Regions from separate parts of the Homo sapiens genome. Here region 1 is linked to region 2. Evidence: chromatin loops called from intact Hi-C (ENCODE). Cell type or tissue: ascending aorta. All regions are shown on one strand.

Region 1 (8,000 bases), 56 kb before region 2:
AGAGAAACACATGTAATAGTTGTAGGAGAAACAGCAGAATGTCTGCCATTTCTGGAACACCTGATTCGGTGGTAGTTACAGCAGTGTGTAAGGTATGGAGATGTAGCAGATTTTAACTCTTAATCCAGTGACTCCTAGATCACCGTTCTGTACCTTTTATGCCCTGTTGCATCATTGGCAATTGTGTGATGCCCTATTCATGGTATTTGCCAGAATTTGATAATTTCTGTTACACTAGTGGTACGTTTTCAATGGTCAGGGAATCTGTAAGTGTCGGAGGCACTAAGGGAGATCCATTAAAAAGCCACTGGGAATCTACACAAGTTATAACTTAACCCTCACTCTGAGCCTTGATTTCCACATCTCCAAAATGGAAATGATTTTAGTAACTACCTCAGAAGGTAGTTGTAAAGACTGAGTGAAATAATGTTAAGTTCCCAGCACAGAAGAAGTGCACAATCAATGTTAACCGTTATTGTTATAATGCTTTTGTCTTTCGTCTCTTGGGGTTGCTGAGATCTATAAATGTGCCCCTGTATTTATGATGCGTAATTCTTATCTGTCTAGTATTCAGAGTTCCCCTCATTCTAGAATGTGTTCCCCTCATTCTGGTATCTAGGGATTGTTAAACACATCCGGGTTCACGTGTCTTTACCCCTCGTGGTTATATATGTTTAATGAGTGATTTTATTTGGTCATGCATAAAGCAGAGAGCCACACAGTTTAGAGAGGATTCACTAGCAGGGGATGATGAGGTTGCTAAGGAATATATTTTCATATTTTCCACATTTGTTAAGAGTACAGACAATTTTTTTAGCCTATGATGTGATACATATCTTTTATTTTTAAAAAACTACAAACCCAGAGATGCAGGCCTCAGTTGTATATTTATTTTCCCTCTGAAGAAAGAATTTTTAAAATCTGAGTGCAGAAATTATATTTTTGTTACTTAGGGTTCGGCACTTGATGAAGTGACTGTGTGCATAGTAATAGGAAAGCGATTTATAACCTGATTAAGATTTTTGCTTCAAGGCAGAATTGTGCATTTCTGATGGATGTTAATGTCTTGTTTCTCTATAGCACTGTGTGCACGTGTGTTTGTGTGTGTGTGTGTGTGTACCTGTTTCCATTTGTTTTTAGCTTTTCAGTTTCCCTTCCTGATTTGGGTGAGGAATTGTTATTTTAACAGATTGAAACACTACCTTTGACGATTATGGTTTCATTTTTATCCCATGGCAAGGCCTCATTTCTTCCTTCATTTAAGCCAGACACCTCTTGAAGATTTAAGCTTCTGTGTCTACAAATACATGATAGTTAATAATTAGGCCTCTAAAGGTCTTTGTAAGAGGCTTTGTCAAAGCGTCTCTTCCTTATAGGGCTTGATGTGTCTCGGAAGTCTCAGCCAGAGCTCTGAACTTTGGAATATATAAGGGGATCAGGTCAAATAAATAAGTTGATCCAGAAATTATGGTGGTTTTTAAATTATCTTTATGTACATGTTCTTTCTCATCATAAAGGCATGCCCCATTTGTCTTCTGTGTTAACTCTAGCCTGAGCAAATGCTCCAGCAGTCCGAGCTTGGCCTTTCAGTTTTTCATACTGTTTAGCTGCTCAGTCAGCTTTAGACTCATTCTAGAACAGCCGTAGAGGCCATTCTGGATCCTTCATGCCAGTGGAGGGAAACCATATTTCTGCATTATAGAGATGTTAATTTGTTTACTGCCATGCTACCAAGATTTCTTTCTTTGTCTACCCCATGTCTGTGAAAAGATGTTGGTACCCTTGGTGTCAGTGACCTAAGATAATGAAACTGCAAAATTTTTTTGGCCAGGGATAGGAGGAGTAGAAGTGAGTGATGAGGGAGAAGTTGAAATTCAGGTGTGGAAATCTCTTTTGAGATAGAGAGTGGCAGGAAAGCCACCCAGAGACTCAAGTGGCTTATGAGCAGTGTTTTTTACTTGTTAGCCGCCCTAGTAGAAACACTGGGAGGTGCTCTCTTGTTTCTTAGCCTCGACTTGTCTGTGAGGTCCAGGGAGGATACGAAGCATTTGAAAACATGTTCCCTCCCTGTAATCTCACATTTGAAACCCCATAGTGGGTGGCATAAAGAGGCTTAGTAATTAGTTTCTGGTTAGACCACATTTTGGATTATGTATAATAAAGCAGACCTTCAAGCATGGCTGATTTTTTTTTAATATCTAGTTTGATGACTACATTTTTTATTTGATTTTTAAAATAAATATATAGCACATAGTATGTACTAATTATATTAACTCCTACAGAAGATACCAAAAAAAAGCTGTTCCATGTCTTTAAGAAGCTAAGTGCCCAAAGAGTGAAACTGATTAATTCTAACCTTATCTTGGCTATGGAATGTCTCTGTTCTCAGACAGAGTTGAAGGATTCAGGCACAGACGAATGAATGTCTTATTCAGGTTCAAGAAGTAATTTGGCAGTGTGAGCTTCTTGCAGATTCTTCCAGACACTTCCAGAAACAAAGTTTTCTTCATGAGTTTCATTTGAAGGTGAACTTGGGGTTTTACTTGAAAATAGTGTCACTCCTGGAGTAATCACCCACAAGCATGAAGCATTTAACATAGTCCTCTTTAGTAAAATGGGTGTGAGCCATACAAAAAATTAAGTTTGGAGGAACATGGAAAATGTGACTGATTATCCTCTCACAGGCAGTAAGCTTTCCTGTCTGGATCTTATTTCGCCTTTTTGTGAAATTAGATTAACCTACAATTAGTTCAGTCTTTTTAAACTCACATTTAATCTCATGTTTACTTCTTCCATTTAATATTTTCCATTTACCCCACCAGATGGGACTTCCCCACCTTTGAATGCCACTAGAGTCTTGCCGATGACCTTCTCATGGCTCCCAGTGTGTCTTGGGTCAGGGTGGTGGTTTATGTATTCCCCCTGTCTTCCTTCCCCCCACCTCCTCCATCTCCTGTTGTTCACACTGAATTTTAAACGGTAGGCTTTGTGTCTGACTTACCTTGATATGGGTCAGTGCCAAGCAGGGAGGTTTGCTCATAGTAGGGGCTTGTAAGTATTTGCTAGATTCAAGTTAACTACCTTAAACCAAATAAAAATCAAATATTGGACTTCCCATGTATTTACAGAAATATAATGTCCAATTTAGGTCTGTCCAAATGGCTACTAAAATAAATGGTTACCTAAATAAAGTTTAGGTTACCTAAATAGAGAGAATAGCTGAGTTGGGGAATGGGGTTCTGCTTGAAATTTCAGTACATAGACGTCACATATATTTCGTAATCTTGTGTTGATATTTACTGATGCACACACACTGGCAGCACTCCCAGCAGTGCATTTATTTTTAACTTTCTTGGTGAAATCTGGGTTGGAAACTTAACATCACAGAATCAGCAGCTGAAATTAAGCATTCACATTGCCTAAAATTGAAAAATGAAAATATGAAGACAGTTATGAGCCTTACAGAAACTGCTGTGTCTTTGCAAAGCGTTAACTCTGGTTCAGTGTAGCACATACCTATTCCATCTTCATCCCAACACAGTTTTAAATAGGAAAAAGTATGTGTAAACTTGACAAGTCTCATGAAACTGAAGGGACTGTATTTTTAGAAAATACATTTCCAGAATGCCTTTGGATTCTTTTTAAAAAATGTTAAATCTCTTTTACGTTTGTTTATATTTGTTTGTCACAGATTCGAGAAACTAGTTCTTGTGGATAACATGTACTGATTGCTCACTCCTCCAGTTAAACACACTGTGTTTTGTTTAGTTACATTGTGTGCCTCTAGTATACATTACTCCCCCTAAGACCTCATCCACATACCTTAGAGTAACCTAATATGTGTTGTTAAATTAAAAACATGACTCAGGCTTGGGAGTTTCATTTACAGTTAGAAACATGAAATGTAAGGAATTCAGTGAATATACAAACTATTTAAATACAATTTTGGAAACATTTCACAACTAGTGCTTACTGTATTACAGATGAAATTTAAATTACGTAGCAATGAGTCATAATTTGAGGTTCTTGTTAGCCCATGACGTTCATCTTGTAGAACTTTTGATTGTTCTCTTTGTAATCAACCATTCTTTACCTTTTTAAGTTGTCCTTTTAAATTTTCATGCTTTATGTAAAACTCAATTTATTAGCAAAATCATTTTATTTACTCGCAGATTAGCAAAGAGTTAACTGTTTTGCCTTAGAGGAGGAAAATGTTAGGTTTGGGCTGGATTGGAGTTATGTGTCAAAGATCTTAATTCAGATTTTGGTTTTATTTGCTTTGGGGTTGTTTTTTAGCCAATGAAGAAGAAAGAATCAGAAAACATTTTTTTAAAACTTTTATTTTAGGTTTGGGGGTACATGTGAAGGTTTGTTATGTAGGTAAACACATGTCACGGGGATTTGTTGTACATAGTATTTCTCACCGCCCGCCCCTCCCCTGCCCATACCCAATAGTTATCTTTTTTGTTCCTCTCCTTCCTTTCACCCTCCGCGCAACATTTGTATTTTTTTAAAGCCAGAGAGGAAGCTTTGCCTTGCCACAGGCTGTGAACCTCTTGAGAGCTAGGCAGAGACGCTGGAACTTCTTTGGGTCCTGTGGATTCTAGAACATTGCTCTGAGAGTGGGGTCCCAAATATTTGCCCCATTGAGATTTTTCACATTTTAAAGGTTACACATTTCTTCACTAGCATGTTGCTGATAACCTAGAAGAGTTGATCATTTTATTTTGCATGTATACCTTGTGATTGCTTTCAAGAAAAATTAAATATGGGATGGACTAAAGTTACGTATTAAAGATCTTAATTCAGCTTTTAACTTGATTTTGTTTAGCTTTGTTTAGATTTAATTTATTAAACATCAGAAAAAAGAAGCCAAAAGCCAGATTGTTTATAGTGAAAGAAGAATGAAGACTTGAAATAGTACCCAGATAATTTAGGGTAAAGTTGGTCTTTGTCCGAAAATACTCTGCTGAGGGCAAAAAAACTTCTTTAGAGTCAATTTGTTTTTCAGTGTATTAGGTTTTTTTAAATTTTTAAATGATAACTTTGAAAATAATTGTACACAAAAGAAAAAAATTAGTTGTAGTCTCATTTAATTACTATTATTTGGTATATTTTCTGATTCCTGTAGTTTATTTTGTTAGGAATGTTTGTACCATACATAGATACCTATTTATATTAATTCTCCTTTTTTTCTCCCACATTGTTAACTGTTATTTGAATTTTTTTCTTTTTTTTTCTTTTTTTTGAGAGTTTTTTTTTGAGTTTTGCTGTTGTTGCCCAGGCTGGAGTGCAATGGCACGAACTCAGCTCACTGCAACCTCTGCCTCCTGGGTGCAAACAATTCTCATGCCTCAGCCTTCCAAGTAACTGGGATTATAGGCACCCGCCACCATGACCAGCTAATTTTTGTATCTTTAGTAGAGACGGGGTTTCACCATGTTGGCCAGGCTGATTTAGAACTCCTGACATCAGGTGATCCACCTGCCTCGGCCTCCCAAAGTACTGGGTTTACAGGTGTGAACCACTGTACCGCTGGAAAAAAATGTTTTTTAATGGCTGTATGCATAATAGCCCATCGTATGGAAGGCCTATGAAGTATTTCACCTGTCTCCTGTAGTGGGTATTTCAGTTAATAATTAATAAGTCCAGATTTTTGCTGTTAACAGATAAATCTGTGGTATCATTTCTTTACTTGATTAATAGGATATGTTTCTAAAAGTGGAATTACCAGGTTACAGGGTACAGGGTAGGATATGAACAGCTTTTAAGACTTTTTATTACCTAGTGTCAGATTTCACTCCAGAGAGAAGATACCAAAAGGATTCTTTTAGGTTAATGTACGACATTCAGACATTTTCACTATTTTCTGTGCCATCATAAGTATGGAGACTTTCAAAGCCATATTCTTAACTTAATCAGTACTTTAAATAACTGTAGCTCACATTTAACAGATGACTCCCACAAATCATTTTGAGAATTGTATGAGAACTTTTAGATATCATGTATACATTAATAATAATAATGATTGAAAAAAATGTATATAGCTTGTGTGTTCTCAACTTTCTTCTGGTAATGTTTATGTTTTTAGGCAGCAGGCTGTTTAGTTGTTTGTTTTTTAGTTGGGTACGTGTTCTTCTCTGAAGGGTTTTTAAAAAAATAATTACTTGTAAATTGGATGGAAAACAAAAATCAGATTGGGACTGAATATACATTTTAGATCTGGAAAGATATCTTAGGGAACTGGTTCCTTTTTGTCCCGTGGCTTATAGTTTCTAAAATGAATTTTATAGAACAATGCCACTTTATGAATTACCAGTATTAATTGATTTGAGTTGCTTGCCAGAGTCACTAGAAAGAATGTGAGAAATAAACTTGGTTGATTGTTGAAGTCACGTATGTGTACTCTGTTCTTGGAGCTCAAGTTTAGTGTAGGCATATTTGTATTACATTTAGCTTACTCCTTTAATTAGAACCATGCTTCATCCCACTGTTTTTATAAAATTGCTGGAGAATTCTGAAGCATCAGTGTTCTAGGTACACCCAAGATTTTCATTTAGTAGAAAGTGTCCAATGATTTGAAGTTGTAAAAGAAAGCTTTCAGGAGCTCATAATTAATAGGACCTTCTAATGTTCAATCTGGAAAGTATCTTAGAGTTCATCAGCAGTTTGGTGGGGTACTCAGTCATAGAGGAAATTCACTATGGGTGGGTGACAGGCAGGGGAATATTTCCTGAAGCCCAGGCATATTACAGAATAAAACACAAAATTGTAGGAAGTTTTAGGACAAGTCATTGGATGTCAAGGATATGTAATGTTTACCACCTACAGCCCTAGACCAATCCTGGCCCTCAAGGACCTTAGTTCGCTCACCCCTGCTTTTAGTTTTTCCTCAGTGGAGAATGAAAAGTCCTGATAGAGTCTAGTTTTCCTGTTACAGAGGGAGAAATGAGGCCCAGAGAGAGGTTAAGGATCCTGACCTTTGTTAAACAGGAAGTTTAACAAAGTAGCACTCCTAGTCTAGTGCTACTGTTTGGCAGCTATATCTCACAATTAAGTGCCATATTCTACATATACCCAAGTTGTATTGCATATGAGGATTTTCAGTGACATTCATTGGATTAGGAAGTACTTCAGCATTGGCTCATTGTTTATTGATCAAATGATCTGTGAAAGACCAACTTTGTTGTCATTTCAATAAAGCTGGGCACTTAGAAGCTAGCTGTGTCTTATGGAAGGCTTGTTGACTGCTTCTGCATCCAGGAGCCCAGCTTAAGTGCCAGGGGCCTGCAGAGCAAGGGGAGTAGTATGTAAATATTTGATTTTAGCCCAAGCCAGCATCCACAACAGGAGGATGTTTCCGGGGTGAGAATATTGACACCAAGGGCAGCATTATTTACATAATTATCCTCTTCTCTATTAGCTACATTTATGTCCCCTGACAGCACCTAGCACAGAGTAAAGGGTAAATGGTACCCACTTCATACCTGCTGAATTATATTACTAAAATATGGGTTTGTATGTGTGTATACATATACACATACACATACATCCTGAATTTTCACATTGGTACTCTGTTTTAAGGGGGAAACGTCATGGAAAAATAGAGCTAAGCTAGCCAAGATATTTTGTTAACAGAGCTCACCTGCAAGAGAACAGTTTACTATAATATTTTTATTTAACTGCTTACTGGTGTTACCTCGTTGATGTAGCCCATGTATCAGGTTATTCTTCAGAAGATGAAATGTTACTACAGAACAAATATCTTGAGAAAAGTTGATCAATCATGTAGGACTCTATAGAACATTCAGTCGCATTAATAATACCAAGATAATAATTTTTCATATAGTATATCCCTAGAATTAACTTAAAACTGGGCCATGGTAGATAATGGGGAAAAATGTAGTCTGGTGCTTCAGTCATATAAAGGAAAAATAATCTTGAGGTTTAGAATAAGACTTAGAAATTAATCATTTTTTGAATGTATGTGGCCGATTTGA
Region 2 (8,000 bases):
ATCTCGGCTCACTGCAACCTCCGCCTCCTGGGTTCATGCCATTCTCCTGTGTCAGCCTCCCGAGTAGCTGGGACTACAGGTGCCCACCACCACGCCCAGCTAATTTTTTATATTTTTAGTAGAGACAGGGTTTCACCGTGTTAGCCTGGCTGGTCTCGATCTCCTGACCTCGTGATCCACCCGCCTCGGCCTCCCAAAGTGCTGGGATTACAGGTGTGAGCCACTGCACCTGGCCTACTGTTCTTATTAAAGGAAATGGAGGCCCTGAGAGGAGAAGTGACCTGCCCCAGCTCACATAGCTGGGGCTTGAAATCAGGGTGAATCCAAATCTGGGACCGCTGGACTTCATCTGCATCTTGATCATTTCTGGAAAATACTGAGTACTTACTATATGTCAGGCACTGAGCCTGGCACCTTGGGAGCACAAAGAAAAATGAGACACAGCCCCTGCCCCTGGTGAGCTTGTAGTCCAGTTTTGGCAATAAACAGGTAAGCGTGAGGTTAGACTACAAGGAGAAGCTTGCGGTGCATTATAAGTCAGCAGCACGAAGGGGCCTGGGTGCAGAGAGGAGAGGATGTCACCCTGCCCGAGGTCATCAGGCTTCTGAGGCACCGTGACTCCTGAGCACAGTGTTTTTAAGAATTAGTGGGCCTTAGGCTGGGCGCGGTGGCTCACGCCTGTAATCCCAGCACTTTGGGAGGCTGAGGTGGGTGGATCACGAAGTCAGGAGTTCGAGACCAGCGTGGCCAACATGGTGAAACCCTGTCTCTACTAAAGATACAAAAACTTAGCCGGGCATGGTGATGCACACCTGTAATCCCAGCTACTCGGAAAGCTGAGGCAGGAGAATTGTGTGAACCCAGGAGGTGGAGGTTGCAGTGAGCCGAGATAGTGCCATTGCACTCCAGCCTGGGCAACAGGGTGAGGCTCCATCTCAAAAAAAAAAAAAAAAAAGAATTAGTGGGTCTTGGGCTGTGTGTGGTGGCTCACGCTTATAATCCCAGCACTTTGGGAGGCCAAGGCGGGCAGATCACCTGAGGTCAGGAATTTGAGACCAGTGTGGCCAACATGGCAAAACCCCGTCTCTACTAAAAATACAAAAATTAGCTGGATGTGGTGGCAGGTGCCTGTAATCCCAGCTACTTGGGAGGCTGAGGCAGGAGAATCACTTGAGCCCAGGCAGCAGAGGGTGCAGTGAGCCAGGATTGCACCAGTGTCCTCCAGCCTGGACAACAGAGCGAGACTCCGTCTTAAAAAAAAAAAAAAATTAGTGGGTCTTGATTCAAAGAAGTTGGAAATATATTTTTCACAAATGCAGTAATTCACACATAATGAAACAAAAGTTTCACTAGATAATTGTTGTAATATAAGGTGTACTTACTTGTATAGCTTACGTTTTGTTTTTATTGTGGTAAAATATACATAACATAAAATGTATCACTTTACCCATCTTTAAGTGCTCAGTACAGTAGCATTAAGTACCACCACATTGTTGTGTAGCCATTACTGCTATTCATCCACAGAACTTTTTCATCATCCCAAACAGAAACTGCACCCATGAAACACTAACTCCCTATTCCGCGATACCCCGTCCCCTGGTAAACTTTAATTCTACTTTCTGTTTCTATGAGTCTTCTTCTAGTTACTTCACGTTAGTGGAATCACCCACTGTCTTTTTGTGTCTGGATTCTTTCTTTCTTTCTTTCTTTTTTTAGATGGAGTTTCACTCTTGTGGCCCAGGCTGGAGTGCAATGGTGCGATCTCGGCTCACCACAACCTCTGCCTCCTGTGTTCAAGTGATTCTCCTGCCTCAGCCTCCTGAGTAGCTGGGATTACAGGTACGCACCACCACGCCCAGCTAATTTTGTATTTTTAGTAGAGATGGGGTTTCTCCATGTTGGTCACGCTGGTCTCGAAGTCCCAACCTTAGGTGATCCACCCACCTCAGCCTCCCAAAGTGCTAGGATTACAGGCATGAGCCACCGTGCCTGGCCTGGATTATTTCATTTGGCATAATGTCTTCAATGTTCATCCATGTTGTAGCATGAGTCAGAATTTCATTTCTTTCTTTTTTTCTTTTTTCTTTTTTTTGAGACAGGGTATTGCTCTGTTACCCAGGCTGGAGTTCAGTGATATGATCATAGCTACTGCAGCCTCAACTCCCTGGGCTTGAGACATCCTCCCACCTCAGCCTCCTGAGTAGCTGGGACCACAGGCATGTGCTACCATGTCTGGCTATATTTTTAATTCTTTTGTAGAGACAGGGTCTCCCTATGTTGCCCAGGCTGGTCTCAAATATCTGGGCTTAAGCGATCCTCCTGCCTCAGCCTCCCAAAGTGCTGGGATTACAAGACTGTGCCTGTCTAGAATTTCATTTCTTTTTGTGGCTGATGAGTATTCCATTGTATGTGTATACCACACTCCCTAAATGGCTTTTTAATCTATAAATTGGTCACAATCTGCAGTTTGAAAAGTACCAAGTAGGGCCTTGCAGGATGAATAGGAGTTCATAAGACTGGACTGCAAGGGCCCTTCACTCCTTCATTCGGAAAATGAATGAAATGCAAACAGAAGTGGCCAAAACCAGGAAGAACCCCTGCTGGTTGGGTGCTCCTGATGGAGTGGGGTGGACTGAGATTCATTAAGGATCCCAGAAGATAACACTGCTGGATGTTGCGCTACCCAGACCTTGGGGGTAAGAGAGCATTCCAGTGCCGGGATTATCTGGTAGGAGTTGCCGGGGGCGGCGGGGGGCATTTCCCTGAGGATGTGGCGGCTGAGCTGAGGTGTGGCTGTGCCTTCACTGAGCAAAAAGCCCTCCAGCCATGGGCACAACCCCTGCCAGGGCCTGTGATGGGAGAAGGTGAGAAGGGCACAGTAGGGGCCAGTGCAGCTCTGGTGGAGGGACTGGGCCAGGCATGGCAAGGTCACCCGGGCTGGGCATGCAGGGCCTTGCACACTGCAGTGAGGAATTTGATCTTTATTCTCAAAAGATAGATCCACTGAATGTTCTAAGGATATGAGTGAAGGGCTGTCTGTGACCTGACTTTATCAGGTTTAGAGCCCAGCTGCTGCCCAGGTCTGGAGAGCGGTGGCCAGGGCCAGGAAGGGAGGGATAAAATGGGCAGAGATTTCAACAGACCTGGGAGTGGGCTGAATCAGTGTGGGCACTTTGTGCATGTGTGTGTGCATGTGGACACAGGTGTGCATGAGTGCATGTACGTGTGTGTGCACACCCAGCAAGCATTCAAGTTAGGGGAGCGTCCCCAGGCCTCCCTCTCTCCACCTGAGCCAAGAAGGTGCAGCAGACACACTGATGACCAGGGTGACTCCATGCCTGGTGATACTCCCCTCCTCCAGGCCTGACCTCTGGAACATCACTGGGTCCCGGTGCCTCCTGCTCCCGCTCTCTCCCAGCTCCCTGTGATTTAAGAGGCATTTTCCTTTTGGGTGATATAGATTCCAAAACGCTGCATCCATCTCCTGGGCTTGGTGAGGCCGGCCTGTCTGAGTTATAGCAGATTGCTTTCTGCTCAGGGAAGGGGGGCGGAGGGCACTGGTTTGCTCTTAACGCTCTCTGGGCTCGGAACATTTGAGCAAACATTCCTGGCCGCTTTGGAAGTTTGGAAACCCAGATGAGCTCATCGGAGCCAGAGGTGGGGGCAGCTGGCGCCTGCAGCCTGCCTGGAGCTCACCAGGTGGCCGGGTGGCAAATGTCGGAGGCTGGCGGCTAAGCCTCAGCTGGGGTGGAGGTGGCCAAGAGAGGGTGGGGCCTGCACAGCTGGGGCCTGGCCCAGAGAACCCGGGGTGAGTCCTCTCTCTACTCAGCGCTCCTTTTCCTTGCTGGCAGGGCCTTGGCGTGACAAGGCCTCCGGACCGGACCGGAGCCAGGAGTCTCAGGACCATGCAGCCAGGGTCTGAGGGGAGACCAAAGAGAGCAGGCACCTCATCAATTCAGGGCTGCCCCGCAGGGAGCCACCCGCCCTGCAGGGGCCTGGCTCCATGTAGTAGCTGCCGTTTATTGAGTGTTAACTACGTGCTAAATGCTCTGTGCTTGTTCACCCCCCTGACAACTCCAGAGAAGATTATCCTCCTCATTTGACAAATGGGGAAACTGAGGCTCAAGGAGGTAAAGGGACTATGTGCAGTCGAGCCTGAGGCCGACCCTGTTCACCTCCAGACTGCACTGCCTTCCTGCTATGCACACAACAACAATTAAAGGAAGAGCTGGTAACACTGTCACAGGGCGAATGGTGATGATTTGTGAACGTTTCCAAGAATCTGATCAAATAAGCACATTACTCACTGCCTCTGGGCTCTGTTTCCTAGTTGGGTGGGAAGGGCCATTCAAAGCCCATCAGCCCCATTGTCGTCCACTTTACAATCCCTTAGACAGTGTGACTGATGGTGGGGGTGGGAGGTGGGGTGTCTGAGGGTTCCCTGGGGGTTCCGTTCGTTTCCTTCCTGAGCCCTTTGGGCAATAAGTGTGGGATCTTCTTTTGGAGGAACTCTCCCCAAGCTCCTTCTCAAAGTGGTGTCCTGCCTCTAGGTTCCCGTCCATAAAATGGGCACACATCTATTCCTGCAGTACAATTGGTGCGAGAATTAGAAATAACCTATGGAAAGGAGTCCATCTTATGGTGAGTGCTCAGAGATGGGAGGCTGCTTTCCTCCTATCCTGGATCTCTGGAGGATGTCAGCAAGGCACCCCCCATTTCTTACACTGGAGCACACTTCCAGGGAGCCTTAGAGAGGAGGTGCCTCTACTCGCCTCCCAGGGATGGCGTGTGACTGCTGTGCTTAACCTACACCATTTCATTCCGTCTTCACGTATGTCCTTTGCTGTAGGTACTGCTGGAAACTGATTTTACAGATGAGGAAACTGAGGCACAGAGAAGGGAATGATGCACTCAAGGTCACAGATCTCAGATCTGTGTGATGCTCTAAACCACCCCAGCACACCCCTCTGTAAGGAAAGTGAAGAGGAATGGGGCGCTGTAGAGCAAACAGGGACGCACCTGCCACATGCCGGCTGCCGTCGCTGCTGACACATGGAGGAGCTTGGCTGCAGACTCCAGCTGCACACAGGGCTCCTTCCTGGAAGATAAGCTCAGCCTGGGTCTTGGCATTGGGGGTGGTTCCTTCCAGCACTTGCTCTTTACCTCAGTGGAGACAGGGCATGCAGCCATGGGTGTCTGAGAGGGTGGGGGACAGGAGATGCAGGTGACAATCGACAGTGTGATTTGAAAGGTGTCGGCTAATGACTGGTCCATCCAAAGTTTTCCCATCATAGATGCTTATTTTGTTCTGTTTATGAGGCTGGCTTTCCAGCGAGGTTCTCGGTGGTAATGAGCCCACATTGCTGATGGCCGCAGGGAGGGAAAATGAAGAGGTGGGGAGGGAGGGGCTTGTGAGCATGCTAAATAGGTTTGTTGAATAACCTGCTGAACTTTTGCATTTTCTGACTAATTGTGTGGTATGTGACGCTTTATGAGTGATGGCTGTTTTTTTTATTCCTCCTTTTTTTGCTGAATAGGGACTTTTTCAAGGGGAGGCTAACTGGGCCCTGGAGTCGCTGGGGCCTCCGTTCCAGCCTGTGGGGCTGGTTTGAGTTATTTTGGGAGCAGGGCCTGGGTTCAGCATACTTCACTTAGAGAATGGAAAATAGAAGCTCATAGCTGGATGCCGTCTGGGGAAGAGAAACCCACGTAGATGGAGACATTGGCAGGATGGCTCTAGGACCCTACGGATCCGAGTATGAAACCAGGCCCTGCCATGCAGTCGCGATGTGGCTTTGAACACGTCGTTCTTGTACCAATCAGAGCCTCCATTCCAGAGGATAATGGAGATGCTTACTTCCTAGGGTTGCTTTCTGGATTCAGTGAGGTCTAAGAGAGTTTCTGTGTTCAGAAAAGGGGAGGTTTGTAGCATCGTTCCAATTCATGCTTTCAAGCAAGGGTCTCATTTCTGATCCTCCATGTCACAAGCTAAGCGTGTTGCTGTGCGGTTGAGATACTGGCTCTGGCTCTGAGCTAGACTCATGAAAATGGAGCATTCCCCGGGAAGGTTGGGTTGTCCAGGAGATCTGGAGACTAGCGGCAAGCTATGGAGCCTCAGCCCCATGTGTCTGGTACCTGGGAAGTTGAAATGCCCTATAGTGGCCACAGCTCTTCTCCTGCACAGGTAGCCCTGCCAGGCCAAGTGCGCTGGGGATACTTCTTGTTCCAGGTATCTTTTGAGGGGAAATTCAGTAGTTCCCTACACTGAAACCTTGTGATCAGACCCCAGAGACCTCAGGGGAGCAGCGAAGTAAAACAATAGAGAAAGCAGGGACCCCTCTTTAGGGCTGGGACTCTCCAGGGGCTTAGACCCAGGGCCAGGCATCAGAACTGTGGGCAAGGCGTCCTCTTTCCAGATGGTAGCCCTGGGTTTGAGAAAGGGAGAATCTTTGTGACTGATACGTGGGCTAATGGTGAAGTTAGGCTAGGCCTGGTTTGAGTTCTGGCTCTGACTCTTACTTGCCGTGTGACCTAGGGCAAGCTCCTTCACCTCTCTGTGCCTCAGTTTTCACTTTTATAAAATGGAAAAAGAATAGAACCTACCTCACAGGGTAGCTATGTAATATACTAACACTATAAAATATACTGTACATATATAATTTATATAAGTTATATAGTGGGGACTGGGTGCTTTCTCACACTTTTGCCTCCCTCACACGCTTGGAGACAGGTCGGGGGTGGTGATACTGGGCTTTGAACCTAGGAGATCTGGCTCTCATTTAGAAATGCCCCTAAACCTACCCCAACTGAGAAATGGGCAGGAGGTCCTGCTCCGCAGAGAGCAGCATCTATAATCACCGAACCAAGAGGGGACTCTTGTCTGTGCACGGGCCTGAGATGGAAGAGGCAGCAGGCACGGTCCTGCTCTGTGCTGGCTGCTTGGGTACAGACCTGAGACTTCCCCTATCCCAAGCCCTGTTTCCAAGGAAACTAGGTAAAGATGGCTCCTGGGGCCACAGTGAAGGCAAAGAAAGGGAGACCCTCAGGTCTCCAGGGATATTTAAAACTCACCTTGGACAATGTCTCTTGGTCTTGCTTTAAACCTTTCCATAGCTCCCCAGAACAATGTCCAAACTTTCCCACCCGGCCTTGAGGTCCTCCTGATCCTGCCCCTTCCTCATACTGCTCTAAACTCACTTCTGCTTGAGCCTTCCTGCACCCCGTCTAACATGATTACTCCTCTTGGAAAGTCCTGTGACCCTATTTGGTTGTCAAACTCCTATTCTACTTTCAAAACCCAACATTGGGAATCCTTCTCTATTATCCCTCCTTCCCGGCAGTTATTTTGTCCCTTACAGGTGTGTAATGTAGTCCTTTCACATCAAATAGTAGGTTTCCTTTGATCTGGCTTGAAGGCTGGGACTGTGTCTGCTACATTTTTTCTTGAGTTCCTAGACCAGGCCCTGGCATATTATAAGCATTTGGTATGTACATAATGAACAGATCGAGGAGAGACCCCAAAAGACAGACATTGTGTGTAGCAAGATAGACGAGGTGCTGTTGCTTGGCAAACAGCAGACTATAGCTCCATGAGGGTCTCATATCTTCTGACTCTAGTCATCTGCCCTCTCCTCTGTCCTGGTCATAGCTGGGGCTTCCTGGGATTGTGGTTCTGTTCTGCATCTCCCCGCATCCAAACACAGAAGAAATAATCATGGTCATAAGAGGGGCTGCCATTTAAAGAATGTCTGTCCTGTGCCGTGCTCTGTTCCACTCTGAAAGCATTGTCTCCAGTCCCTATGCTGTATATCAACTGGCCTTCATGTCTCTTTCCAACAGGGGAAACTGAGGTTCAGAGAAAAAAGTATTTTGCTTAAGGTCACGCAGCTCATAAGTGGTGAAGACAAGACTTGAATCTGAATCTGTAATGCCCAAATCCTTGACCTTTCCACCACTGGCCCACTGGAGAGGCCTGTTCTGCTGACCCCAGGTGTCCGGAG

What was found. Hi-C counts contacts between places; a loop is a spot of excess contacts. Peaks named below come from ENCODE experiments on the same cell type or tissue, not always from the same donor. Only the 100,000 strongest peaks of a DNase experiment are listed, where the experiment ranks them.
Region 1: a loop joins it to region 2, with 3 times the contacts of the local background. A loop is called at or near these places in 8 of 110 quality-filtered maps.

The regions. Positions count from the first base shown.
Region 1 is chr22:27,862,195-27,870,194 of GRCh38, reverse strand. All of the region lies in intron 8 of PITPNB (phosphatidylinositol transfer protein beta), which reads left to right. Among named protein-coding and RNA genes, the nearest start is that of PITPNB, 53 kb to the left of the region's middle. In ascending aorta, no CTCF peak of the experiment used is centred here; a DNase peak (open chromatin) is centred at 3,321; H3K4me3 peaks cover 927 bases; H3K27ac peaks cover 7,630 bases.
Region 2 is chr22:27,806,459-27,814,458 of GRCh38, reverse strand. No RefSeq gene overlaps it. Among named protein-coding and RNA genes, the nearest start is that of MN1, 8.7 kb to the right of the region's middle. RefSeq lists enhancers at 3,407-3,928, 3,929-4,450. In ascending aorta, no CTCF peak of the experiment used is centred here; DNase peaks (open chromatin) are centred at 1,970, 3,748, 4,281 and 5,111; H3K4me3 peaks cover 698 bases; H3K27ac peaks cover 5,091 bases.